7 separate regions of the Mus musculus genome follow, and all the other regions are linked to region 1. The links are chromatin loops, found by intact Hi-C in ENCODE. Cell type or tissue: heart. All regions are shown on one strand.

Region 1 (4,000 bases):
GCCTGGATTCAGCACCATCTGTCCTATAGCCACTAGGATACCCCATTATGTATAAGGCTGACTGCTTGGTGTCTAGGTGCGCTTCGCCCCTTGCAGCTCCCTGCCCAGGAGGGAGCTAAGGAGCCCTGGCCATAGTTCTTGCTTCTAAGGTACTTCTTACTCCAAACACATGGACAAAAGAGTCAGGGTATCCCCAGGAAAAGCTGACACTTGGTGTTCAAAGTCGTGGGAGGGGGACGATTTCTAAGATATGATGGGGGTGGGGGGGACTGACATTTTGTAAATCTGATGAAAGCTGTAATTCTCTCACAAAAAAAATTTAAAAAGAAAAACATAAATCTGCATAAATCCAATTTTACCTAATTTCACAGGCTCCAGAGAGATAGATCCCTGAACCCTTCTTTTTATCAAGCCCCTCAGTTGCCAACGCTTGGCGTTCAGTGGAAATCACCTGAGCGCGGACACCTTTAGCCATTACAGTATTTTTCTTAAATAAGCCCTCTGTCCTCATCAACTGGGTTACAGGTTTAATCTCCTGTTGACAGGGTCTATTTTAAATGACTCCCTCTGCCCTCTGCCATTTGCCTGCCGGGTTAGCCCTCCTCCCCCACGGCAAGCTTTCAACAGTTTGCTGCCTTCCATCTCTCTCCCTCCCCTCTCTCCCCACTCTGGGCTCGGCCAGAAAAGTCAAAGTCTCCGTGCCCAGTAGAAACAGCCTACAGTAGGCAGGGACCCAAGGTTCCAGCGGAGTCCCAGCCCGACGCGAGGCACAAACACTCCCCGGAACGCGCCCAGCCTGGCTCGCCAGCAACTTGGAGCGGCGCGCCGCGGCTCCCCGCTACTCCCGGGCGTGTTTCTTGCGCGTCCTGGGGCCACTTTGACTCCAGCAATCTCTCTTTCCTGTCCCTTCGCTCCCATCAGGCCCATTGACCGCTCCGCTTGGTGACAGGGAAGACCTGTGCGCCCTAGGAGAGGCGAGGGGACCTTCCCCCTCATCCGAGTCACCCCGTGCAGAGCCAAGCGTCCCTTCAGGGCACCAGGGCATGCGTGGCAGCGCCGGGCCACTTTCCAGGGAGTGTCCCGCGTGGGTGCGCGCCTGTCACTCCTGGCGAGAGTTCGGACTCCGGCCAGGCACTCTAAGTTCTCGGAGGAGTCCTGGCCCTGAGAGTAAGGACGCGCCGGGGCTCAGAGACGTCCCCGAGCTTAAGTCCCGGGGACAAGCAGACCTGAGCCCCGGGGCAAAGGTGGCTCTTGGGTCCCCAGGGCTGCCGCGCGCACCTACCAGATGAAGTCGGTGCAGTGGCTGCAGAAGGTGGGTTGCTTGAAGAAGCGGGCGATGAATTTGTGGTCTTTCACCTCATGCACGTTCTTCTGCCTCAGCGCCCCTTTGCGGGCGAAGCGGTTGGCCACGTCCTGAGACGCCGTGGAGTCGTTGGCCGGGTAAACGTCAGCCATGGTTCCCCCCAACCACCTCTTGCCTCCGCCGGGGAGCAGCAGCCGGGGAGGGCCGGGGTGGGCGGGGGCGGCGGCCGAGGTGGCGGTGCTGATGAGGTGCGGTGGTGGCGGCGGTGGCCCGGGAGAGCCGGGCGGGCGCTGCGCTACTCGGAGCTGGGAGCCGAGCCGCTCTCTCTGGCTCTCTCCGGCTCTCTGGCTCGCTGGCTGGCCCCACGCTCACTGACAGCCCGGCGCCCGGCGCTCGCGCTTCCTACTCGCGGCGGCAAGAGGCGGCCCGGAGCGGCGCCGCCCACTGCGCATGCCCGGAGAGCTAGCGTGTGTATGTGTGCACGCGCGCGCGCGGCCTGGAGTAGGAGCGCGCGGGACGGGGACGCGCGCCGGGCGAGCCTTGGGCCTCTGCGCTCCGCTGCACAGAGCTGGACACGCAGACTGGGGGGCCCCTGTGAGCCCCGCCAACTGCCGAGGGCGGCGGTCGGGGAGAGGCCCTGGAGATGCCCAGCCCAGGAAGAAGCCGGGAGGGGCGGGTCCTTCTCCTCCGCCGCCCGCTTCTTTTTCCTCCCTTTTCCTCTGCTTCCTCCTCCCTCTTTTTTCTCCTCCTCTCCTTCCGCTCGTGGTGCCGGGCCTCCTCCTCTCCCCACCTTCCTCCACCCACTCACGCTTCTCTGCTCATGCTTTCCTCTTTCTGGGATGGAAGTTGTGCCCCGAAGGAACCCGGCACGGAGCGCTCCCCACCCCCACCCCCATGCCACCTTAGCAGGTACAGAGGTAGCTCCTTGTCTAGCTACCTGGACCCACAGGCATTTGGGGGTGGGGGGTTTGCTGGCTTTTTATCAGCCTCTTTCCCGTTTAACCTTTCACCTGACCAAAATGTCATTCTAGTCGTTTATGCCACTAAAATGCCCAAACCCTAACCCTCGCTCAGTTCCGAGTCGGTAAAAGGGAGCGGTTTTGAATAACTGATTGCCGGCTCTCTTACATCCCTTCGATCTTTGACCTGCAGTTCACCTGCTTATTATATAGATTTGTATGACAGTCGTAATAACCCGGTAAGATGCCAAAGGGCTTGCCCTGGTTTGTGATGTTATTCGTTGGCTATCAGAGCTGTGGTGCCCGAAGATGATCGGGCTCTCTTGATTTTACATGTCCAGAACCTTAACTTAGAAATCATTTTGCATCCTAAGCTAATTGCTGAAATACTGGCAGGTGTAGAGTTCAGCCAGAACATTTGTAAATTACCAAGTAAAACTGCTTGTGAAGGGGTAGCTGGAATGGATATGTATGCAAAGGGCGCACTTGGGGCTGGGCTGTCCGAGCGCCTGCTGAATATTTATTAGGTCTGCCTGGAGGATTCTAAACCTGGGACAGAGCAACCCTCTACCAACAAGAAGTTCATTGTCCCAATCGGCCTAGGGTGGTCCCAAACTCGAGGTAATACTCCTGTCACAGCTCCTGAGTGCTGGAATTACAGAGATGAGCCATCGCATCAGCTTCGTTTATTGTAGAATACAAATCCATTAAGACAATGTGCATACTTGAACTTGGACATGGTAACACCAGCCAGTGATCCCAAGAGGATCAGGAATGTAAGATCTCAAGTGCAGACTTTAAAAGAGGGAAATCGCCTGAAATACTAGCTCACAGCATATCCCATAAGCCACGAAGGACTATCCTTTTCCAAGATTGCCTAATTGTGACTCTTGACGAAAAGATAGCTTTTACATTTAAACAAGTGCAGGCAACTGAATAGCCATCAGTAGACCAGGCTCTTCACTGACCCATTTACAATCTGGTGAGCAAGTGTCTTAGGGTTACTACTGCTGTGATGAAACACCATGACCAATGGCAACTTGAACAGGAAAGGGTTTATTTGGCTTACATATCCTGAATCACAGCCCACTGAGAGAAGCCAAGCCAGGAGAGAACCTGAGGGCAGGAGCTGATTGCAGAGGCCATGGAAGATTGCTACTTACTGGTTTACTCAGCCAGGATCATGGGCCCAGGAATAACACCACTCACAATGGACTGGGCCCTCCTCCATCAGTCACTAGGAAAATGCACTACAAGCTTGCCTACAGTCCAATCTTATGGAGGTATTTTCTCAACTGGTGTCAGCTTGTGTCAAGTTGATAGGGCTACACAGCGCAGCCAGTACTGCTGGTGCTTGGTGATATTCTGTGGAAAGTGAATTTAAGCACTTCCAGGCCAAGGAGGCGAGCAGGGAAGAGGCAGGAGAAAAATGAAGAACAAAGCACACTAGGAAAATGGATCAAATTGTAAAATAAAAAAACAAAAACAAAAAAAAAAACAAAAAAAAACACATTATGGGTGTCTCAAACCATCCATGTTTAGTTGATAATTGTGCTTGAAATGGGGCATGGTGGAATGAAGCCACAACCCTTCACTCAGCCGTGTTTATCTGGGACAGGGGTCTTCCTCAAATATTTAATAAAGACAAGCTTCTATTTCCCTGGCTCACTGAGGGTGAAGCGGAGAGAAATGGAGGGTGGGGTTGCCTTGTGCATTCTTGAATATAAATAAGAGCCAG
Region 2 (4,000 bases), 85 kb before region 1:
ATTTGAGTTTATCTGCAAACAATATGTCACTGACCTATGCCTGCCTCCTACAGTCTATTTTGATTAGTGGATGTTTTCCAGTGACTCCTTCTTAAGTTGTATGCCATCCATCTCTCGAAAAGAGACACAAAAAGTGAATTAGTGTTGTGAATTAGTGTCGATACCAATTTTTATAATGTGTAATTGAGCATAGCCTTCTTGAAGGCATGGATACTTATAACGACAAATTACATAAATGCTGAAACCCTCATCCAAAGCATTTCACAAGGATAGGTTTCAACTGTTAGAGCAATGCTGAGTTGAAATGACTCTTCCATTATCTATTTATAAGAAACACATATGAAAAAAAAGAGTGTATATTTACATTAAAGACAGACTTTAAATGGTGCCTGTAGCATTCAGTATGAACGCCATAATCCTTGCCAAGTGAGAATGTTGCAAAATTCTGCTAATGCATCACAAAATGTTCATATGCTAATTTAACCATAAGGAAGAGGAAATCTACTTTTTTCTTTCCCTCCCAAAAAATGCGAAATATTCTTCACAATGGCAGAATCCCATTAATGCCTAGCATGAACATACAGGGGTTTTGTTCATAAAGCAAGTAGAAAGGCCCGAGTTTGGATCCCCAGCAGCCACATAAAAGCCATCCGTGAATGACAGGGTCCACCTGTAACCATCACACTGAGGCGGGAGGCAGCGGCATAATGATACCGGGGACTGGTTGGCCAGCCAGCCTCACCCAAATGGAGAGCTCCAAGGTTAGTGATAATCCTATCTCAAAAATAAAAATAGAAAGGACTGATAAAGAAAAGTACCCTAAGTCAACCTCCCTCTCTCTTTCTCTCTCTCTCTCTCTCTCTCTCTCTCTCTCTCTCTCTCTCTCTCTCTCCACACACACACACACACACACACACACACACACACACACTGACATACAGACACACAGACACAGAATTTTTTTTCTTTTTTGTATGTGAACTTGCAGACTACACTATTTTAGGCCAGTGGAATTCTTGAGCTGGGCATGCTCAGGGCCCAGTAAGGAACAGACAGATAGGGACAGAAAACAAACTAACGTCTGAAAAGGCAAGCAGGGGTCAATTCATGCATTCAACTCGTATCTCAATGAGGTGTCCGCAGAGCACATGCGAAATTAATTTCTCCAGATCTCTGTAATCGTGTGACAGCATTAAAACAGAACTTTGGCTGTCAAAGCAACAATGACTGACAATGTAACGTGGCAAAGACTTTCACAAATGCTATCATTTCCTTGAAATGAGGTTTTCTGGAAGTGAAGTGTCCTCTACAGAGGAAGACGCTGCCAAGAATTTGCAGTCCGTTGGAAACAGACAGGCTCTCTTACTTGAAGGGATGAAACCCCAGCCTGACTTCACTGCCCTCTCCTCTGGCAGATGGTTCAGGGTCCAGCCAAGGAGTTTAAGAGGATGCAAAGGGATGGTCCCTCGCCTTGACCTCTGTTGAGTTAGGCTCCAAACACCTTAAGTAGCGAGTCCATATGATTGAATTCTTTTTATTTTAATTTTAGGAGCTAACCACGAGGGAGCTTTGGCACTGCATACCCATACACCCCTAGGACATTCAGCGTAGGATACTGAAAACCCAGGTGTGTCTATGGATAGGAGGACTTGGCAACATGTACTCCTGGAAAGCCTGTTTGCCTGACATCACACAGAAAGCCATCTTTCAGCCACCTGGGAGATGACTTGATATGGGACTCAACAACCTTTGTGCTAGGTCAAGCCTTTCCACCACAGGAGGTTGTCCTAGGCTGTCTCCCATGTGATATATATATATATATTTGCCTTACAGAAGAAACTAAACCCATGAAGAAATCGAGTTTTTAACTCAAAGCTACCGAAATGAGCAAGAAATGCATATACAGAAATCCACAGGCCGAACTCTAATACTCTGGCTCCGTAGACATCTGTAGCCAGGGTTTTTGGGTGTGTTTGGCAGTGGGCAGTCGCTGTCATGGACAGCTGCCAGACCTTGTCACTTGACCCACTAACTCAGCTTATGACAGAGCAAACTGGAGCAGGCATTCAAATCTGACAGTAGCTGGAGAGGAGGGAAGAAAGCTACCTTCTTTTTTATTTTTTAAAGAGGTGAGAATAATACAGTCCACTCTTCCACCACACTAACTATAGTCACAGCCACAGGAAGCCCCCAAAGCCTGCTAATGGGAACACAGCCACAGGAAGCCTGGTCGATTCTGGCCAAGTACATTCTCCTACCAAAATGCTTGACTTTTTCATTCCTAATGGAGAGCACAGAGACCCATCTGCCAAATATTTCCAACTGTCTCCATTCAGGCATTAGAACCGACTGGGAAGGATTAATTCTACACGCAAAAGAACAGGGCTTGAATTGTTAGATTACAAACCCTTGGAGAAACCGGCTTCGCCTACCAAGAACTTCTAAATTTAGACTTTAAAGCCAACAAAATCTTTAAACGTCTGCTCTAACTGAAATGAAACGCAAATGCAAATACGTAGAGTGCTACATTGTTGCAGTTTCTCCTCTCCCAATTATTAATGAATATGAAGTAACAGTAAGCTGATGCTGGGTGGCCCAGTGGGGACACTAAATATAGGTAGATGTTTTCCACGTGAAGCAACAGCTGGCCCTGATCCAGAGAGCATCACGGGAGGAAGTGGACAGCCTGAGGGTAAACCCAAGGGAAGCAGGGAAACACTGCTGGCTTTGGGTCCTGGCTCAACATGACTATGTCTACATAGAAGTGAGTGGCAATGTAATTTAGGGAATACTAATATACCTGAGGGAGGTTAGCTAGGAGATGCTCCAGGGCTCCTTGGCCCCACGCCTACTTCTTCTGCAATCCCTGGGGCACGGGTAGGGTGGAGACTCTATGCTGCCTTGATGATAAATGCATGGACAGGGTAGCCTGTTTCAGCGCCTCTTAAACTGTGACTCCTGCTCACACCTTACTTCATGAAGAAGTGACCTGCTAAAAATAAACGAAAGCAAACCAGCAGGTACAAACACACACACAGAGTATCACACAATCACCCTTGGCACATTGGTTGGCAGAATGTATTATCCAAGGGAACTGGCTTGAGCTTTTGTTTGATGTTTGCTTTATTTCCGGCTGGAGTCAAGAACAGGGTGAGTTACCTTGCCAGGGTTACTTAAGAGCTGACATCCAGAGGACCATAGGTATTTGGTGAAGACACTCCACTGATACTTCCTGGGTCTCTCCTAGTGCAAGGTCCTGCATGGACTATTGCTACTGTCTTCCCTGTCCTGTCTACTGCTTACAGATGGGGCATGGACTGTGGAGCTGAAGCAAATGACTAAGGTGAATAACATGCCTGGTGTTTGCCCTGCTTCCTCACATACAAATGAATAGCCAGAAGTCTGGGAAGATGGCTTGGTAGGCAAAGTACTTATTGTGCAAACATGAGGACCCGGGAAAGCCTCCCCCTCCCCAAGCCAGGTGCCTTCTATGCTTCTCTACAAATCACGAAGCGTGCAAAATGTAGGAAAAAAAAACTGCACCGCATTGGGCTATAAACCATGTCTTATAGGCAAAGTACTCTTCCCTGCCCATATGTCTCCTTGCCTATTTGCATAATTGAAATGCAACAAGAGCAAGGGATAAAGTATGGAGGGGATCTACTAGATCCACCAAAAAGTAACACGTATTCAAATTTATAATGGCCCATTTCTCCATGCGCTTCATCCAAACCTCTGATTTCTCTTAAATAACAGCATTACTGAGCGCTAACATTCTGCTACAAGCTCCATGGTTTTTGATTGTTCATAAGTGGATTTGTGGCGGCTGCTGAGTTCCCTGAAAGGCTGTATTATGTGCCTCCTCTCTCCACCTCACCCAGAGCATTCATAAAGGTATTCCCACATGTACATTTGCTCTCCTGTGGAAAGCTGGGTATTTATACCTGGAAAAAAAATACCCTGCACTTAAATTGCTTTAATGGGTTCTAAGTAAAACACT
Region 3 (4,000 bases), 180 kb before region 1:
GACTTTCTCCTGAGTTAAAAACAAACAAACAAACAAACAACAAATGGCCTTTGAAATCAAAGGAGAAGGGCTAGAAATGTAACAAGATGGCTTGCCTGAAGTACCAGGGGCCTTGGGCTCAATCCAGGGGTAGAGGGATAGAGGAAGAGAGGCATGTGGAGAGTGAAGTGTTGATATTTGTATTAAATCATGAAGATGGGTATCCATTTTTGTCCTGTAGCTGAGTCGTGACATTTATCAACACTTCTACTAAAGCAATGTGTCTTGAAGCCTGTGAGACCTCGGTTTACTCTCCAGGACTGAAACAATGGAAGGAGAAAATCGACACTTGCAGATTGGCTTCTGACCTCCAGATAGATTCTGTGGAATGTGAGTGTCTATTCGCAACTCTTCATGAGGATGGTGATGATGGTGGTGGTGATGATAGTGAGGATGATGATGATAAATGTAATAAAAAAAAAAAATAAAGGCCTCAGTCCCCAGAATGAAACCAGATACTGGCCAGGTTATCTTAGTACAGTGGCTTGCTAGGGACACTCTAAGGATGCTGTGCACCCATCTGGAGCAGGACCACAGGCCCTAGACTCTTCTGCCATTGAAGAAGACACAGTATAACCGTCCTCCCTATGAGAGGCACACAATAGTGGGAAACCAAGCTTTAGGTATTTTCTACTCCAAACACTGCCTCTGAGGGGATGATTTAATATGCAAAAGGCATTTTCCAATCTTCTCAAACCAACAGCACGCCTAACCGATGGAAAATATGTCAATATATATTGACAAATGCATAAATATTTACCACTTTCAATTAGTACTAATACAACCTATTTGTATTGACACTGACTGACATTTAAAGGTGGAAGGCCCCGTGCAGCTGCAGGCATGTGGGAGCTTCATGGGGTTTATGTGGCTGCTTCAGAAAGGGTGGGGGTGGGAAGCTGAGGGTCTGGCAGAAAAGTGCTGCCTTGGTAGGGGAGCCTCTCTGCTCCACATGCCTCCCATCTTTGGGGTAGGACAGGCAGGGCAGCCTCCAAGAAGCTTCCAGAGAGTGCATGAGATTAGAAACTGTGGGGTCTACGAATGCTTCACTTGAGAACTCTCACAGTTCCACTTCAATTGCCTTGTACTGGCTGAGGAAATAACAGTCTCTGAGTGAGGGGAAATAGAATCCACCTCCTGTCTGATGAAGGGGCAAACACACCCTACGAAAGAACACGCTGTCTAAGGTGAAGGTTTGTGGCTACTTTGCAATATGCCTTACACACCCAAGGGTCACATCTTGCATTATTTCTGTGTACAGGGGTGGCATCATCATTATGGTATGATCTCTTGGCAGAAGAATCCGGAGTGGGAAGAGATGAACCTGGTGAGGGAAGACACGTCTAACAGAACCATGAGGTACGTTGTCTATGCAGATAAGCAGAACCCAAACGTTCTTTATAGAAACCTCAATGTGGGTATTACATTTGAAAAGCAGTCTTCCATAGAGGACGGTCCTTTTAGACAGAAGAAGAGATTAAAGACTGAGCACATATAACCAGCATCTTGCAGGGCATTTTGTCAGGCATGGATGCTGAATGTTAGACACAGAAGCCTGGCGGTTGTTCCCTTTCTTAGCACAAGCTCCACCCTGCATCCTGTGTTCAGTGAGGGAACAGAGCACACCCGGTAGCTTGTCTAAGGTCACCCAGCTAGCTAGGAGTGGAGATGGCTCATGGATTTTGAAAAGCAGACTCTGAGCTCAGAGTGCTTTCCACGCCCTTCAGCTGACAATTCTTTTTCGGCCCCACTTATGGCATAAACAAGCTTTTGAATACAAGCAGCTATAAATAGCAATTAGTCAGAGTCTAGTATTAGAGATGTCGGCATCGTCAGAAAGCACTTCGGCTCGTTGTGAGTCCCTCGGATGCCTGCTCTGAAAAGCCTCTCAAGCCTCTAGCCTCTTCCATTTTCTCCAGCACCACCCAGAACCTCGCCTAAATGCAAGTTACATCCTTTTGGCACCTTCTTGTAATTCGAACTTTCAAGCAGAGTGGTTTCTGTCCCAGACCCTACTGGCTACCCGTGTGCACTGGCTTCCCCAGGCCTTTCAGTCAGATAATCGACAGGGAGGAATGCGAGACTCTTGATCTTTTGCGCATTTCCACAGTACCAAGCCAGCACCTGATGTGCAAATTCTGGTTAAGAATAGAAATTAGTTAATATTTTCTGAGAGATTCCTGTGATGTGAGCAATAAGCTTTTCATGTGTGTCATTTTCTTAAAGTCATCTTAAGCTCCGTGTCTTCTGCCCCCAGATGAGGATGCTGGGTTAGGCAGGCTAAGTGACCTATTGAAAGGTCACAGAACTAGAAAGCGTGCTAGGTGCTGAGGCAGAGGTCAAGGTTTCTCCTTGTTTTTCATCCTGGTCTTTCTGGGATGAATATCAACGTAAGTGGAGTAATAGCCTGTGAAACTCATTCTGGAAAGTAACTCACAAGATTCAACTGGACAGCTGGGTTTGGGGGTCACTGACCTATATTTTGAAATTCTATATTGACTGAATGATCCTGCATCTGTTTTCTTGAAGCCAAAGTGGCAGTGTGAGCATACTCAAGGTCGACCTTTCCCAGTGACGTGGCCCAAACACAGAGTGCATCTCCTCTGTTCCTACTTCTCCTCACGTCTCCCATAGCAACTTCTCGACACTGTTGGAAACTGGAGAGCACCAACAGTGGCTCCAGAAGCCATAACAGATCTGGGGAAGAAATGGCACTGAAGATCTTGTCAAGGCATAGCCCAGCACAGGAGCAGAGTCCAAGGTGCCGCACAGTGGACACACAGTGGATGCTGCCCAGCCACTCAATCTTTGGGGCTTGACCCACCCTGTCCTTTCTCTCTCCCTCTCTTTCTCCCTCCCTCTCCCTCCCGCTCTGCTTCCTCCTCCTCTTCCTCCTCCACTTCCTCCTCTTCCTCTTCCTCTTCTTCTTCCTCTTCTTCTTCTTCTTCTTCTTCTTCTTCTTCTTCTTCTTCTTCTTCTTCTTCTTCTTCTTCTTCTTCTCTTTTTTCTCCTTCTTCTCCTTCTTCTTCATCTTCTTCTTCTTCCTCCTGTGGCACAGCCTCTTTATTTAGTGCTGACTGTCCAGGAACTTGCAGTATAGATCAGGCTGGCCTTGGTCTCACAAAGATCCACCTGCCTTTGCCTCTGCCTCTAGAGTGCTTGGATTAAATCCATGTGCCACCCTGCCTGACATCACTTTGATTTTTAAACAAGCCACATGTGTATATATTATACACCAGCTAATGACAGACCCAAGTGGATGGTCTGACATCACCTCCTTCTTAAAGTTCAGACTAGCCATGTTGTCTGCACTGTTTTACACATGACCTCTGTCTTGCACTGTTGTCTCTCACCATGCTTCCCATTTGTTTTGAGTTGCTGGTCCCTATTCCCCAAAGTACTTCTCTACTTGTAAGCAAAGAACTTGGCTACTTTATGATATAAGGTAATCAAATCCTGGACTGAGACCCAGAGAGAGAGAGAGAGAGAGAGAGAGAGAGAGAGAGAGAGAGAGAGAGAGAGAGAGAGAAAGAGAGGGAGAGGGAGAGGGAGAGGGAGAGGGAGAGAGAGAGAGAGAGAGAGAGAGAGAGAGAGAGAACACAAGAAGCTTCCAGCCCTGTCCCCAAATGTCACCTTGCCCTGTTTTGGGCTCGTCTGCCATTATTTCCTCTGGGAATTCTCATATCTTTGACCATAGACAAGAACTCTTTTGTTGTGCAACATAACAGAGATTAAAAACCCATAAAGATATTACTAGAGACTTGGAATGTAGCTCAGTTGGAAGAGTGCCTGCCTGGCATGCCCAGAGCTCTGGGTTCAATTCACCACAGCATTACATAGAAACTGACATGGTGTTGCTTTCTAGTACTTAGGAGGTAGAAACAGGAAAGTCAGAGTTCAAGGTCCCCCTCAGCTAAAGAGCTTTAAATAAAATAGCACCAAATAACAAGTCAACAGAAAT
Region 4 (4,000 bases), 220 kb before region 1:
GAAGAGCTACGGGTTCTACATCTTCATCTGAAGGCTGCTAGTAGAAAACTGACTTCCAGGCAGCTAGGATGAGGGTCTTAAATCCCACACCCGCAGTGACACACCTACTCCAACAGGGCCACACCTTCTAGTAGAGCCACTCCCTGGGCCGAGCATATGCAAACCATCACAGAGCTGAACTTGGATCTTCTATAACAGCGGTAAGTGCTTTAACTGCTGAGCAGTCTCTCCTGCCCTGGCTACTCATGCCTTTCCGGATTATCTAATGAGCTGTAGATGTTGCCTTTCGTTCTAGATACAAGCCTTTCACTGCCATAGATGTGGCCAATTCCCATTCACAGTCTACTTGTGACTCTCTTAATGTTTTAGTTAACATACACCTTAAACTATATTGAAATCGAAAATGTTAATTTTTTCCTTTATCATCAGTCCTATGTTGTGCTGTATTTAAGCCATTCCAATTCCATAGACATACACCACCCTCTGACATTTCCCAGACATTCATTATTTTACGACAGTTAGGTTCACTATCTACCTGGAGTTAGTTTTTGTATATGGTTTTAATTGGGGTTGAGGATTTTGGTGGAGATAGTCCGCTGGTCTTTCCTTGTTTACCTCTGCTCTGTAATTGAAGGCACAGCTTTGCCATGAAATAGAAGGACTTAAACAGGCCCAGGAAAACCATGCCAAAGACCTCAGGTTTCCAACCTCCTAGTCTCCTAAATACCTTGACACCACTTGAGCCTGAACATGGAAACGTGAGTCTAGAGACAAAAGGCTTTGTTCTCAATTTCATCACTTCATCAAGACACACAGAATTATTCTCTTCCCCTGACTGGTAAGTTACAGACATCAGACTGAGGAAATGGCTGTCAAATCATCTCAAAATGAAATGATTGTAATGTCATTTTACAGTACCAGGCACTGCTCATGCTCTTCCTGAAGCCCAATTTTAAAATTTCATTTTAGAAACATCCCAACTTCATTAATTCTACAGCAGCCATTCCAGAGCTGTCAGGACCAACATGGACTGGCTAAGGGAGTTAAACGTCATCAGATCTTGCAGGGTTGGCCTTCAGGTCCTGATGGACAGCAAATACTTCTGAGGGAATGCTGAGTCCCCTGACTTAGCTTCTCATGCCACAGTCTCCTTCCTTCCAGCACCCACATCAGCTCCAAAAAAAGCTGCTCAACAGCCTGTGGGGGGGAAGGCAACTCTCTGACTCGAATGCTGGCTCTACTGATAAATCACAGTCCAGTGTGCATTTCTTTGCACTACGTTTAATGCTGTTTGTTTTAAGACCTGTTTTCCTTCATGGGAAACACACTGACACCATACGTCATCTCTTTTCACTCCCCCATCTATTGGCTCCCGAGAACATGGTCCTATCAGTTTGCAGGCATCAACCCAGACTTCTGGGTTTCCACATCCCTAAGACATGAATGTTCAAATACCTCCCAAATGAATACTCCATCCACATTTCACCAAACACAAATGACCCAGACCTCAGATTTATCCAGAGTCTAACCCAGAGGTGGGCCTGGGATCCCAGCCTCTGTAATGGTGTGAAGGGTCTCTTCTTTTCCTTCCACAAAACCTTAAGCAAAGAGTGGGGAGGAGATGCAGAGCAGTGGAGTCCTGATAAAGCAGTGATGGTAAAGACTGAGACTAAGGACTGAGAGATGCCAGGTCTGTTCCTCTTCCCTCTGCAGACCGTGGCAACACCATCAGGGGTTATAGGCACAGATGGAGGGACAGACCCACATACGGCGAGGCAGGCTCTTTGGCAAGTCTGGAGTCCACTATCATTAACATCTACACTTTAGTCGTTTTCCACCAGCAGGGGTCAGTCTCAGTCATCCCAAAGAACCAGGAGGGACTCGACACAGTCACACTCTGGAATACAGTGGTTGACTAACACTGAACAAGCTCCTGCCCACCTTGTCCTCTTTAGTCACCTCAGTACTGTGTTTCAATATTTACAGGACTTGGTCACTTGGTATTCCAGTAGGGACTTAGACTAAGCAAAATCAGTGGCCATGCTAAGCCCAGCCTTCCTCTCCCTTGGTACTCACCTCTCACAGGAAAATGGTTGGCTTTCCCACCTTTTGCACATGAAGTCTAGAGCACATACTCGCTTGCAGTGGGAACGGTTTAAACACTATCTGGCCGTTGTATTTTCTAATATTTCCACCGAGCTTTCAGTTGTCTATGTGATAAACATTTTTCTTTCTAAATTATTAATCACCTCCCTCCCCCAAACATACCCTTTCAGTGTTCCTGGAAAGCTTCAAGAGGCTCCTGGCTGATGGACTTTGAGTCCTTGGAATCGCTGTGACATGGTGGTGCCCCAGTGCTGAACAAGGGTGTCACAAGATTAATTCTGATGATCAGGTGATTAAAAAAGGATGCTCGTCTGATGCATGAAATTTCACATTGGTAGGGCACAGTTTTATTTATCTAAGTCACCTTTTCCTTTAGAAAAAAATCCTCATGCTAGGGTGATGGCTCAGTTGGTAAGGTGTTTGCCTTGCAAGTATGAGAACCAACATTCACAAGTTTGATCCCCAGCACCTATGTGAGATAAAGAGTCTGTTGTGGTCTTGAGTGCCTGTCGTCCCAGTTCTGGAGATGCAAAAGTGGGCTTGCTGGGGCTCACCTGCCAGCCAGGCTAGCTAACCAGTGAACTCCAGGTTCAGTGAGAGACGCTGTCTTGAAATAGGAGGTAGAGAGTGATAACAGATAGAAGACACCCAACATTGACCTCTGACTCCCATACACACATTCACAGACAGACAGACAGACAGACAGGCAGACACACCCCTCCACTAATCAGGGTCCATCAAATATAGCATTCAGGAGGCAAAAAGGTCTCATTACCCAAAAGGAAGATCATTTCTACAAATAACATCTTTCTTTTTCACAGACCTTCCTTCCAAGTGATTTTTTTCACTAAGTCATGGCATGCTGATCTAAATAGAAATTATATTCTCTGTGTCCTTCTACTACACACATATAAATATTCCCAAGGCTAGTGGTATCTACCCCTTTCTTGCCTCTGCACCAAAACAACCTCAGTAGAGAGTAAAGTGAGGGAGGCTGGGCCCATCTATCCCTTAACTGGGACGAGACCACTCTGTGAGGAAGGGATCCAGTCTGCCAGTAAATGTAAATGGAGGGGTGGATGTAAGGCTGCATGCTACCAGGGTAGTCAGAAGTGGTCCAGAAGCCAAGGCATCCAAGGACCAGGACACCCTGTCCCACCTGTTTGCTCTTTTACCCTCAGCTGCACAGATGCAAGCATCTTCAGCATCAGCCAACAGTGGCAGGTCAGGTGACTTAGCTGAGGGCTCTTCTTCCAGCTCCAGTATCTTATCGCTCACTAGTGTGATCAGTAAGCCGCTTCAGGGTGGGGGCTGTGCTACTCAAGGTCTAGTTTCCAGGGCAGTTTCAGAAAACATTAAAAATGCATAGGCTTGGTGGATAGAAGAGTGGGCGATCAGCAAGGCTGAGCAGGAGACAGCAAACAGGTTCCTGGAGTGTCTATGTTCTGCTGTGCCTTGTACCAAAGGAGGGGAGCAGAGAACGTGGAATTGGAGATCCCAAGAGCTCTAACTAGTTAGTGTGTTTTATCAGCATGATCTCAGTGCATCCTCTCTACTGTTTAACATGTGCAGTCATTAGAGACCCACAGAAGTATCAGCCCCATGCAGAGAGAGACCTCGGAGCTTGAAGGAGGAGCTACCCATGGGTATTTCCAGTTCTCAGCTATAGCAGGGGCTCTCTAGACGGGACCCCCCACGTTAAAACTGAGAAGCGACCATTGATATTTTGGCTTAAGACTTGCACTGGAGTCAACTAGAACTCAGCAAGAGGCGAGGTGGGTGTGCCAGAAAGCGTGTCTCGGGGGCATTGCTGGCAAGAGACAGGCAAAGGTAAAGACTTAGAAATGAGAACTTACAAGGCAGAGTGAACCCCAGACCAAGTCCCCCATGCCCA
Region 5 (4,000 bases), 190 kb before region 1:
ATTTCTTCTCTTGGCTGTAACAGTCATCTGCCTTCTCTGGGGCTATCTTGGTTTGGAAGATGGAAGGTATTTATTTTTCTTCCACATCCAGATCTAGAAGGAAAAAAACTAGCTTTGGATCCCAGCCAACTGTTCTTTGTTTCAAAAATCAATATACGCCTTGGAGGAAACAATATTAGCAAGGGGCCACACCCCCTGAAGCTCCTGGCATAGTAGCCGGTCTAAGAAGCCTGGAGATGAGCCTGCAGAGGGGAGCTGGAGGAGCATACTCTACGAACCTCCATGACTGCAATCTGCAGCCGACTTTGCTTATCTCATCGGTGGGAAAACAGCATGCGGCAGATTAGAACCTAGCTCTAAAAGCCACTCTCTGCACCATTCTTTATCAAACTTCCTTACTTGAGCCACTGCAAAGATGACAGTCATTGCACAGTCTCTGATAAACTCCCACCATCCCCTGCAACTAGCGTTGCAATGACCGGTGAACTCAATCGAGAACAAGTAAGAACATCTGCTTCTTATGTTGTTGTTTCTACAACCCAAAGCTATCATATCAATCGACCCTTTTGGTATTCCCAATGTGACAAGTATTTAAATGCATCTAAACCTGCAGTACATCAGCAAGATGGTTTTAGGAATTGGAATTTCTGTTGCAATTCATAAATAATCAAGTAAAATTCTAATTATTTTCAAAAGAAGAAGAAAAAGAAGAAGAAGGAGGAGGAGGCGGAGAAGGAGGAAGAGGAGGAGGAAGAAGAAGAGGAAGAGGAAGAGGAAGAGGAAGAGGAAGAAGAAGAAGAAGAAGAAGAAGAAGAAGAAGAAGAAGAAGAAGAAGAAGAAGAAGAAGAAGAAGAAGAAGAAGATCTGCTTCTTATGTTGGTAGGAGTCCCATAGACACCTGTACACACCTTGCCCATGTGGTCACTCAACACATGGGTTGTCCTTTTCTTAACCAGGAAAAGAGATTCGGGAGGGACAGAGAAATGCACTACACCCAAGAAGTGTCAAGTCTAGAGGTCCAACCAGAAGGACATTGATGACCTTTCACCACACACCTGCATGTAAATCATAGTCAATCTCCACACCACGGGAGGTTTGGGGTCTCTCCAGCAGATGAGGATGCAGAGGAGTAAGGGACCCGAAGCTAGAGCAGCTGAGAAGGTCACACACAGTCTAACCCCCTGTTCCATCCCAGTGTCAGCCATCTGCAAATGCCAGACTCCTACTTTCCCGCGCCACCAGCCTTGCACTACATAGCTGCAGACAGCAGAGAACTTTGTCATTGGCTGCTTGACACTGAAGAAGCCCCACTAACTGCTGCCAGCTACCCAATCCACTGCCCGCCTGGGGCTATTATAACATGGTCCACTATTCTGGGAGGACCTCCATCTCTGGCTGATTCATTCCTCCTCCACTGAGCAAAACCCTAGCGGCACGGCTGTCTTGTTCTAGCCTTCCTTCCACACCGGCCCAACCCGAGCCGGGTTTTGCAGAAAGCTGCCTCCCTGTCCGCCTCCTCACCGCTGCCAGGGCTCCTGACTGGGCTGAACAGCTCCTGGTGAATGTTACCCTTTGTCTCTGGAGCCCAGGGCTGGCTCTGATGGCTGGAAAGCTTGAACAACAATGATGAATCAGAGTATTTATTTTTGAGGTTTTTCTCCAAGCTGCCTCTTCATCAGGCCTTAAATAGCAGCATTCAAGCTGCCACAGATACTTCCAAAAGTTTGCTGGCCTGGAATTCCCAGGAGGGAAGAACTTCGTCTTCCTGGCAACAAACTGGAGCTCAGTGATGCCCTGACTGAAAGAGGGGCACAAGCTGGGTTTCTCAAGAGATGGCAGCCTTACCTGATTAAATTGATTATGCCATTTTCCCTGTTCCTGAGCACCCTCCCCCCACCCCTCACCCTTGCAGGAGAAATGGCGTATTTCTGTTTCCAAGTGTGGTGGCCTTTTCAAAACCTGTTTTCTGCATTTCACTCTTTCTTAATTGGTGCCACCTAGAGCCAGGTCTGGTCTGTTCCACCCAGGGCCAGGAAACTCAGCTTTCACATAAAGAATGATCCACACACAGTGTAGTTCTCTGATGTTAAAAAACAAACAAACAAAACAAACAAACAAAAAAATCAAACAAAAAGAAAAACAAAAAAACTTCATTTGAAAGTTAACAGTTCTTGTTAAGATCGAACGGTTCCATGAAACCACGGAAAAGAACCCCAAGAAGCATTTGCTTTTCTTGTTACATCGTTTGGCCCCCTCAGTCGGAACAGAAAGGTACTTCGCGCCTGAAGCATGTGTTTGACATCACAGATATGCCTGCCCAGGTAGCCGCTTTCCAGGAGGGAAAGAAGTCTGAACAGACAAAACAAACAGGAAATGAGAGCAGAGGGTCATAAAACAGACCCAAACCCAGTGAAAGTGTGAAGATGGAAGATGTGGTGCAGAAACACAGTGACACAGTGACGCAGTGACGGGAGATACTCAGCTCCGGAGACACCATCCTAGTGCGTCTGCCTGTGAACAGAGACATGCTGAAGCGGTCAGAAGGGAGGGTACTGTTCTTTTCATGACAGTCTAGATGATAAGAGGGTTTAACTGCTGCTATGATTGTGTGCCAATGAGGGCCTTGGTGTGGGCCCTGGAGAGAGCCTGGTCTCCACAGGAGGGCACACTGGCCTTCCCTGAAAATGCCCTGAAGTCCATTAAGCATGCCACGCTGTCAGGTAATTTGCTCATTGGAATGCTTCCTGACTAAAGGCAGACTTCTCTCACACTGGCACCCATTCCACCTAGCAAAGCGGCCTTGAAGTCTCACGTGCTCATAACTGCAAACAGAGCATAGACCGGCCACCAGCACACTAACACATAAAGATGGAGATGGCCACCCCTCCCTCTCACTGGAGAGCTCTTCCGATGCTGTAGGTTCACTCTTGTTTATCCGTGAGCCCACCCAGGGATTAGCAAGTCTCCCATCTTGAGGAATATAAAACCAAGGCCTAGCACCTCTGAGAGATTCACAGCTGTGAGTGTGAGCAATGAACCTGGTCCTTTACCCTGGTTACACGCTTCCCAAGGGGTCGGCTCTGGAATCTCACTGTTCCGTTGCATCAAAACGATGCAGAGGAGGCATGCAGGGTTCAATTTCAGTACACACATTGAGCTTCAGAAGTAGGAAAGGGGAGAACACTTTAGCAAGGGTCAGGAAAATGACCAGACTATACTGCAGCAGTAAGGAGGAGAGAGGGTCTGTCTGTCTGTCTGTCTGTCTGTCTGTCTGTCTCTCTCTCACACACACACACACACACACACACACACACACACACACACACTTCATCAGAACTGGGTTATATGATTCATGGCACGCCACACAGTACGCAAGTAGCATCTGGGTCATAGAGAAAAGCTGTCAGCACCGAGTCTTCCCAGGGATGTTAATTTTTAAGAGGTCCCGTGCATATGTAATTTTAAAATCTCAGCTCCAGACCTGATAAAAGCAGAGGCTGGGCTTGGCGTTGAACAGTTCTGTCTCTTAACACCGCTGCTAATGACTAACCTTGCTGCAGCAGCAGACCCACAAGCTTAGTGTTTGTTTCAAACCGTTTCCTCCTCAACGATTCTCACTTGGGAGATCATAATAGTTATGGCACTCAATAACTTTTACTGTAGGCTACAACAAAGACCTGCCTTGGTTGAGAAACCTTACAAACTATAGCCCTCAAAAGAGGAAGCAGGGACTGAATGGCTCAGTTGGTAAAGTATTCAATGTACAAACGGGGACCTGAGCTTGATTCCCAGGACACACAGACAGATGTTGGGTGCAGGGCAGGAGAGATAGCTCAGGGGTAGAGAGTACTTTCTGCACCATCTAAGACCTGGGGCTTGGATGCCAGCATCCACATAAGCCAGGCATCCCATGTGTTTGTGTAAGCCCAACTCTGAGTGGAGCAGAGACTGGAGGAGGGCTGGAGCTGGAGCTACAGCCCAGAAAACCTGACCCTGTCTC
Region 6 (4,000 bases), 210 kb before region 1:
GCCCTAGCAACTACTCCTAACTACTCTTAAGTGTACCATGATGAAAGCCACACAGCAGGTGTCCTTTTGTGACTTGGTTTTCCATCTAGCATTTGCCCTCAAGGACCACTCATCTTGTGCCATCGTTAGATTTTTGTGTTAGGGAGCATGTGCCTATGGTATATGTGTGTACACACGTATGTGCAGGTGCTCATACATGCATGCCTATATGAGGACAGACAGAGAAGGATGTCAGGTATTTGGCTCCATCACTCTCTGCATATTTCTTCGAGCTAGGGCCTCTTGTTGAACCTGAAGCTTGGCTCCTGTTTCTGGTTTCCCCTACTTCTGCACATCACTGGGTTTACAGATACTTAAGTGCGCATGACAGTGTTTTTATGTGGGTACAGCTGCAAACACTCTAATCCACTGAGTCAACTTTCTTGATCCATGTGCCAGAATTAATGTCTGGGTGAGACTTCTCTGCATGAGCAGACCTCATTTTGTTTGTCCATTTACTTGTCTGTGGCCACCTGGCTTGCTCCTACCTTTTGTCTGCTGTCAGCAGAGTATCTCTTGGGTTTCTCCTTTCCCCTCTTTCAGACTTGGAGGTGGAATTTCACATTCTTTTTCTCCTCCTCTTTCTCCTTTTGTGCTGGAGTTTAAGCTCAGGGCTTTCCGTAACCCTGGAAAGCCCCCATACTCCTGCATCTTCCTTTTAAGAGGCACTGCCCCTTAGTATGAATGACACACTCAAAATCACAAGGCAAAGACATTCTGCTTAGACTAGGGGACAGTCATTTTAGGCGACACCATTGAAATGTGGGGCTAGCCAGGCATGGTGGCATATTCCTGAATGGTCAGCACTGGAAGACTAAGGCAGTTTGAATCCAGAGTAAGTCTCTGTCTCAAACACACACAACACACACAGATACACAGATACACAGACACACACACATACACACAGACACACACACATACACACACATATACACAGACACACACAACACACACATACACATACAGACACACAGACACACACACATACACACACATACACACAGACACACACAGACACACACAGACACACACAACACACACATACACATACAGACACACAGACATGCAACAGACACACACATGGCACACACATATACACAGACATGCAACAGACACACACATAGCACACACATACACACACACATATACACACACATACACACACACACACACACACACACACATCAGAAGTGGGCTAACCCAGCTTTAAGGGTCAAAAGTGACTCTGCCTGTTGACTTAAAGCAGTGCTGAACCCCCACCCTGTCAGTTCCACACTAGGACACAGAGGATGACAGTCTACATGCATTAAGATACCCTGTGTGTCTGCTGAGTTCTGTACTTCAATTCCTGTTCAGTTCCTAACCACACGGTCTCTCACTAATCTTGACTGAATTAAGATGAACATGAAGATGCTCTTCCCTGAGCATCTACCCTGCTCCCTCCCCACCAGATTGATCGTGTCAGTTTAATGTAACAGAATTAAAAAATCATGCAAAATGGTATGTTTTGTGAACAATAGTTCCTCTGAATCTCAGACAGTCATTTGTTCACCAAACCCCAGCAGGCTGCAGCTGAGTTGACATTAAAAGGAAAAATTCCAGGAAAAACCTGGGGAGGGGGAGAGAAGTAAGCAGAGAGGGAGGACACACAGACCTAATCAAGGCAACTGACCTGGGCCACCTGGTGATCTCTACTCCATTCAGGTCGGCACCCCCCACTGGTGAGGACTGAGACTGCAGCAGGGCTTGCCCAGCTAAATGACAAGCAAGGGCTTTGCAAAATTCAGAATAATGAATGAAAAATGTCCTAGGAGAGGCTGGTAACATCTCTAAGACTCCAGGTTATCTGAATGTGTAGAGTGGCCTTCAAATTTGGGAAGAAACACATCTCTGAATGAAGTGCCTGGCTTACAAACTTCTGTCTTCGTGCCTCATCTCCTTTGATCCACTCATCACATCAGCACTCAGAGACAGACTGCTATTGTTCCCAGCTAACAGGTAAGGCAATTGAGGCTCTGGGAGACTCAGTGGCTTGCAGCCAACTCAAGACCACAGAGTCCTGGTCCAGAGCCTTTCCTGTCTGACTGCTCTGCCTCCCAACTCAGCAAAGCTCACATGTAACCTACCCCTTCTCACTAACACGCTGGTGGCAGGCTTGAAAAACACTCTTGCTTTCCTAAGTGGACTAGGCTTTAGGATCCGTCAGGATTGGCCTCTGTTTTAATTCCTATTTTCCATTTTAAACCACATTCTTCCTTGCTTGTTTTCCTGATCTCTGAGCTCAGCGAAATCCTCCTGGACGGGGTTTTTGCAGCCCTGTCTGGATCATTTTAACTCTCCCTGGCACACAGAATGTCAAAACTTCTGCAGGTCAAGAGAGGGAAGGAGGGAGGGAGGGAGGAAGGGAGGGAGGGAGGGAGGAAGGGAGGGAGGGAGGGAGGGACAGAGAGAGAGAGAGAGAGAGAGAGAGAGAGATCATTCAATTCTGCCAAGTGCACTCAACAATTTCTAAGGCTTGATCCAATGTTGGTCTGGAGAAAGCATTGTTTCTGCAGAGAAGCCAACATCCCACACTAAGCCTTCAGCTCCAACCTGCACCCCGAATTGTTGGCACAGACACCCCAGCTTGCTCATCTGTATGCTCAAGGCTCCTGTGGGCTGCATGACAGCTCAGTGCTGATTAAAGAAAAGGTGCAAGTGACACTGGAAGATGCTATAAATAGAGAATTCCGAAATCTATCTGCCCTAGTGGCCAGGACTCATTAGATCTGAAACTGTTTGGCTTTTCACTGGAGAGACAGGAGCCCAATTACCACAGTGCACATACAAAGGAAATTATCTGGGCGACATTGAGATTCCACTTGTAAGCTGTTTACTTGAAATAGTCCTGGGGTTTTGATGGGCTTAATCCTTAAATACATTGATTCTGAAAGGATTTTTAAAACTTGGACCCTACAGGATTTAATGAAGACCTATGAAAGTATCACTCAAAACTCTCTGTAAACGTGGCAGGCTTCTCCCAAGCCCAGCTGTTCAGGCATGCTATGTGTCTTTGTATGAGCCTGTAACTCTCTGAGTCTGTTGTTGTTGTTGTTGTTGTTGTTCCAAGATAAGATGCTAGAGGGCTTCTATGGCTCAGCCTCTCTCTGACCATCTCTGAGTCACAGATTCCTCTACTCAGATCTCCCATGTCCCATGGCAGAAGCTGAGACAGATACAAGAATGTGAATCAACTGGAATGCGGCCCCCAAGCCTGGAGGACAGGCACTACACCTGTTTAAATGCCAAATATAGGGCACTGTCATGGAGAGACTCCCGCTCAGAGTTCTTGGGGCTTTCTCTTCTCACAATCCCTGCTGCACTGTGCCCCGAGTGGACCTATATGCCCAGCCTTCACTACATCAGCCTCAGACACTAATTACAGAGCAGGTTCATCCCAAGGGTTGCTGTGCTGAGCCACCCAGAAGCTGAGGTGACTACTCAGGACATGAGGCTGCTCCTTCCCACAGACCTTTCTGTTCTGCCATGCTTCATGTTTTACACTCAGTGTGGCCTCTGTCATCCGTGACTCAAGCGATAGCACGTGGCAACGGCTAGTCTCAGACCCTCATGCCCACTGGGTACTTTGTCCCCTCTTCTGACAACTGGCTCCCCTCTACCATTCAGTCTGAATAAATCGCTCAGCACTCATCAAACCCACTCACCACTCTCTGCTGCCCAGCTCACCTGTCTCAGCCTGCACCTTGCTCTCTTTGCCCACGATAGTCCTTTTCTCTGCATTACTCTCTGTTTCTGTCTAGACTGAGTCTATACATATCCTGAAGAGTCTCGGGGTAAAATTTCCATCCTAGCAAAGTCATCCCTCAAGATCTAAAAGAAGAGAGGCCCCTCTTTTCTCCCTATCTACCTGGGAATTTGCTTGTTTTGTTGTTATTTTTCCTACCTCACATCCAGAATTACT
Region 7 (4,000 bases), 76 kb before region 1:
CACTGATAGAGTCGAGGATTCAGCATTAAGAGCTATCAATCATAAACCTAATACCTACTGTAGCTCCAATGAGGGACGGAGGGAATAGGAGGAAAAGGAGGCAGACGGACAGACAGACAGACAGACAGACAATCCACCTGTGAACCATTAAACTGAGCAGTTCTCAGAAAAAATATTTATTCTCAGCTAAACAAGGATCTTTGCTCTTAACCAGACAAGGACTTGAAGAAACTAAAGCAAGTAGAGTTTTCCTGCACCACCCTGTCTTCCTTATCTTAAGGTCTCACAATGAAATGGCATGTCTATCATCTATCAGATTAATAATTCATTGGAAGTATAAACCCCAGCATGAGTTGGGCAGCGACTGAGAATGTGAGATTGTGCTGTTTGGGGAGAGTAACTTGGCAGTGTGTACCAAACACCCTAAGAAATGCTCTACTGCTGGACCCAGTAAATCATTTAACGTTTAACCATTTCTCTTGTGAAAATTCGATATTTCCATAGACATGTATGCCAAAACAGCCTCATCTCAGCCTTTCTTGGGAAGAAGCAAAGGGAACTCTGCAATAGAGAGTTCTGTAAAAGGGTAAAAAGTGACAGAAGAAAGCCAGGCATGGCGGCTCCTCTGTTTATACCCCAGCTACCAAGTGGTGGGAGGCTCAATTTCAAGATATACCTTGGCAATGTGGCAAGATACACGGCCCCATTAAGGAAAAAAGAAAGAAAAGAAAATTACAACAGAACATTTATCAAGTAAAAATATTATATGCCCAACCCTTAATTTCTCAACAACAACAACAACAACAAAAAACTTTAAGAAATCAAGAAAGTAGCTAGGCAGTGGTGGCATGAGGCAGGCAGATTTCTAAGTTCAAGGCCAGCCTGATCTACAAAGTGAGTTCCAGGACATCCAGGGCTACACAGAGAAACCCTGTCTGGGGGGGGGGGGGGAGATTAAGAAAGAGAAAAAGAAAAAGAAATCAAGAAAGTAGGAAAAAGGAGTAAAATTGCATATATGAAATGGATGTATAGCAAAAGAGAGTGAGATGCGAGATTTTAAATGGCTTCTTCTCTTCTTTTAAACCAGCTCCAGAGAATATGTATTCCTATCACGCTTCTACATACAGGGGCAAGAAGGTTGGTTTTAAAACATTGGCCTTGTATTTGCTCTCACCTTTTATCATACCTTCCTAGAATCCTAATTCATTCTCCCATCCCTTACACACACACACACACACACACTAGTATGTTTCAATTGCTCCCAAGCCATTGCTGGATTTAGGCTGCACCTGAAACCTTCAGATAGAAGGAACTTGCACTCCATTCAATAAGTAGCATTTCACCCAGCCAAAAGACTCCAAATGAGTGGGAGGGAGCTACGCTTAGTAACTGTATCTTCACATCTTAAATTAATAGCTACCATATTCTATGAACTAACAGTTTAAACCTGAGTTGAAATAATGCTAAAAATAGCCCTTCTCCCTGGGCCAATTATTTTTCCCAGTGGGAGACATGTGGTTGGCAGGGTTCCTTCCTGTAGTTAAGGAGAGGGGTTGGGAAGCAGTAATCTACAACACCAAGGTTCCTGAGTGGGAAGTGAGGTCCCGATAAAATGGGGCTCCGGAAACCCCAAAACATTTTTCCATGGGTTTTGGAGCTACAGAGATCTTTCCATGGTTAGCTCTTGTAGCCTGTCTTTGGGGTCTCCCCCTTTGAGCACCCTCAGTAAGACTGGTAAAAGGGAAAATAAAAGAGAATCTGAAAGGGGTGGTAGTTGTTATTTTTGTTTGTTTCTGCGGTTTTGAGGCTAGCACCCTGAGTCCTGGGCGGGAAGGTCCTCCTGCTAAGCCGTACCCCTTGTCTGAAAATTGTCTGCCGCACTGCTAAACAACGGTCAAAATAACAATAGCTCGGATTTGTGGGCATGCCAACAATAAATAAAAGGCAAAATGCATTCGTGGTAAGAACTGTCCCTTGTTTTCTGATGTTCACTGGAGCCAAGGCTAGCTTTTACTCCTCTGCCAGCTCCCCGCTCCCCCGGAGGTGGGGTTGCAGGCTGCACCACACCTGGCTTAGCAAACTCCATATATGCTAAGCAAGCACATCCCTGATGCCAGAATTTGAAAATGGCGTCATATCTTAATTCCACAACACTACTCTGAGCCATCACAAGGCTTGTTTTCTTTGGAAGACTGTTTCTAAATGGCCCTGTGCTCCTCTGGGGCTCGCTGGCTTACCACGTGACTTACCTCCACCCACAGAACAGAAGTCCCAGGAGAACAGTGCTCTCCTGCCCTGTTCACTGCTAAATACTCTGCACTTAGAACCCAGAGGTGCCCGCTGCCGCGTACTGACTATGAGTGATGATTCAAAGACCAGCCGGACATTAGTCACTTTCATCCCCATGGGGACAGATTCTCTTCCAACCTAATAGTTTAGACATAAATCCTTCTTTGCAAAGTCATTCTGACCTCCCTAACTGCCCCCACGTCCCCTTCAGGTCCCAGGGTAGGATCCTGCTGAATGTTGGATGAGCCCAGCCTGATTCCACACTCACTGCAGAGTGACTAAGAACTAAGTCACTGCGACACCTCATGGATGAGCAGAGGCCTCTTTTCTGTGCCTGCTTCCTCAGGTGTCACAGAAACTGATCCACTGAAAGCCCCCCAGTGACCGCTGTCACCACGGTATAAAACACATGTCTTTTGGGCCTCTTCACAATCCTCTCAGCCTCTTTGCCTCTCAGACAGCCAGTTAGCCCTGGAGTCTCCCCCTCCCTGGGGAGTCTCTTCTTGGTACAGGGGCTCAGCAGCCCCTACCAGTGCTCTGGAAAGTGTGTGTGCGCATGTGCATGCGCGTGTGTAACCACATGCTTTGCAGCATGCTAGGGGGCTTCCTGTGAGAAACCATGCTTGATCACACCCTGCTGAAACCCAGGCTTAAATACTTCTATCTCAAGGTATCGATGGACCATTCCTGACAGCAAAGGCCAGCGCCAGAGAGCCCAGATGCAGTCAGTAACTAGAAGCAGGACTGCACCAAGCGGCAGTCTGCCATTCCCTGCACCTCCCCACTCCACAGACCCGCCATGTGCCTATCCTCAGCGACAGCACCACCTGTCAGAGTGATGAGCAACCCCAGAGTGGTTTTACAGAGCCTAGATGGGGAGGACTTAAAAGCCAAACCCATACAGTACCTGGGTTTGTTAGGGGTTACCCATCACTTCCATAGCACCCCGAATCTTGTAACATCATTGGTTCACGTTTCAGATTACCTCAGTCTGGAGTGAGCTGTTGTTATTTCTACCTCACACCAGTATGCAATGTTTGTCTTGCACAACTCCCCCACTGTTTAGTCAACAAAGTGCCTAATGGGCCTGAAAGTGCCTGTCTCCTGCTGGTCTAGGGTGTGTGTGTCTTTCACTTGAGCCACATATGCATCTAAATAGATCAGAAAGCATGCAGTCACCAAAGTGCCTCAGTGGGGGCCTTCCAGTGGTCTCTAAACTCAACAAAACCCTCCATTACACAGTAGAAGGAGCTGAGGTTCTGGCTACTTGGTACGGCCTGTACTTCCCTCTATATGTGGATGTACAGAATTCCTCAGTACAATTACAACATTAAGCCACAGCTATTAATATGCAAAAGTGTGTCTGTTTGTCATCCCAGGTCGCTTAGCTCTTGTAAGCATTTCACAGGGCCGGGAGGCCCTGCTGACTAAACATTTCCCGGATCTGCACAAGCCCCTGCCTCTTTGCACATTAATAAACCTGCTAGAGAATGCATGCAAAATGAAAGGCACTTTTTCAAAGACAGCCCCCGAGAGGCTAAGGTAGTAATAAATGAGGTTAGTTCAGAACCATAGAGGACTCACACAGGCCAAAGCCCCAAATATGGCAAAGCTGAGTGAGCATTCGGAAGACAGTGGCTCTGTCTCAGGACAGCGCCTTTCCTTTTGCTACAGACATGGACGCTGCTAACTGCCGCCTGTACACACGGAA

What was found. Peaks named below come from ENCODE experiments on the same cell type or tissue, not always from the same donor. Only the 100,000 strongest peaks of a DNase experiment are listed, where the experiment ranks them.
Region 2: it touches region 1 in a loop (2.5-fold over the local background); 6 of 42 quality-filtered maps call a loop at or near these places.
Region 3: a loop joins it to region 1, with 2.0 times the contacts of the local background. A loop is called at or near these places in 4 of 42 quality-filtered maps.
Region 4: it touches region 1 in a loop (2.0-fold over the local background); 7 of 42 quality-filtered maps call a loop at or near these places.
Region 5: a loop joins it to region 1, with 1.8 times the contacts of the local background. A loop is called at or near these places in 8 of 42 quality-filtered maps.
Region 6: it touches region 1 in a loop (2.6-fold over the local background); 8 of 42 quality-filtered maps call a loop at or near these places.
Region 7: a loop joins it to region 1, with 2.0 times the contacts of the local background. A loop is called at or near these places in 7 of 42 quality-filtered maps.

Annotation. Positions count from the first base shown.
Region 1 is chr11:108,342,213-108,346,212 of GRCm38, forward strand. Prkca (protein kinase C, alpha) reads right to left here and starts at 1,676. Exons shown (of 17, transcript NM_011101.3): 1 at 1,283-1,676. The coding sequence starts at 1,455. In heart, no CTCF peak of the experiment used is centred here; DNase peaks (open chromatin) are centred at 709, 1,119 and 1,779; H3K4me3 peaks cover 2,748 bases; H3K27ac peaks cover 2,343 bases.
Region 2 is chr11:108,256,875-108,260,874 of GRCm38, forward strand. The region is part of intron 2 of Prkca (protein kinase C, alpha); the gene reads right to left. Among named protein-coding and RNA genes, the nearest start is that of Prkca, 85 kb to the right of the region's middle. In heart, no CTCF peak of the experiment used is centred here; DNase peaks (open chromatin) are centred at 2,017 and 2,667; H3K27ac peaks cover 2,079 bases.
Region 3 is chr11:108,164,188-108,168,187 of GRCm38, forward strand. All of the region lies in intron 3 of Prkca (protein kinase C, alpha), which reads right to left. Among named protein-coding and RNA genes, the nearest start is that of Gm11655, 6.8 kb to the right of the region's middle. In heart, no CTCF peak of the experiment used is centred here; a DNase peak (open chromatin) is centred at 1,734; H3K4me3 peaks cover 258 bases; H3K27ac peaks cover 2,392 bases.
Region 4 is chr11:108,126,923-108,130,922 of GRCm38, forward strand. All of the region lies in intron 3 of Prkca (protein kinase C, alpha), which reads right to left. Among named protein-coding and RNA genes, the nearest start is that of Gm51922, 16 kb to the left of the region's middle. In heart, a CTCF peak has its summit at 1,839 (motif pointing right); no DNase peak of the experiment used is centred here.
Region 5 is chr11:108,149,067-108,153,066 of GRCm38, forward strand. The region is part of intron 3 of Prkca (protein kinase C, alpha); the gene reads right to left. Among named protein-coding and RNA genes, the nearest start is that of Gm11655, 22 kb to the right of the region's middle. In heart, a CTCF peak has its summit at 2,660 (motif pointing right); a DNase peak (open chromatin) is centred at 1,525; H3K4me3 peaks cover 419 bases; H3K27ac peaks cover 3,008 bases.
Region 6 is chr11:108,133,840-108,137,839 of GRCm38, forward strand. All of the region lies in intron 3 of Prkca (protein kinase C, alpha), which reads right to left. Among named protein-coding and RNA genes, the nearest start is that of Gm51922, 23 kb to the left of the region's middle. In heart, CTCF peaks have their summits at 1,793 (motif pointing left) and 2,783; no DNase peak of the experiment used is centred here; H3K27ac peaks cover 1,236 bases.
Region 7 is chr11:108,265,766-108,269,765 of GRCm38, forward strand. All of the region lies in intron 2 of Prkca (protein kinase C, alpha), which reads right to left. Among named protein-coding and RNA genes, the nearest start is that of Prkca, 76 kb to the right of the region's middle. In heart, no CTCF peak of the experiment used is centred here; a DNase peak (open chromatin) is centred at 2,296; H3K27ac peaks cover 1,772 bases.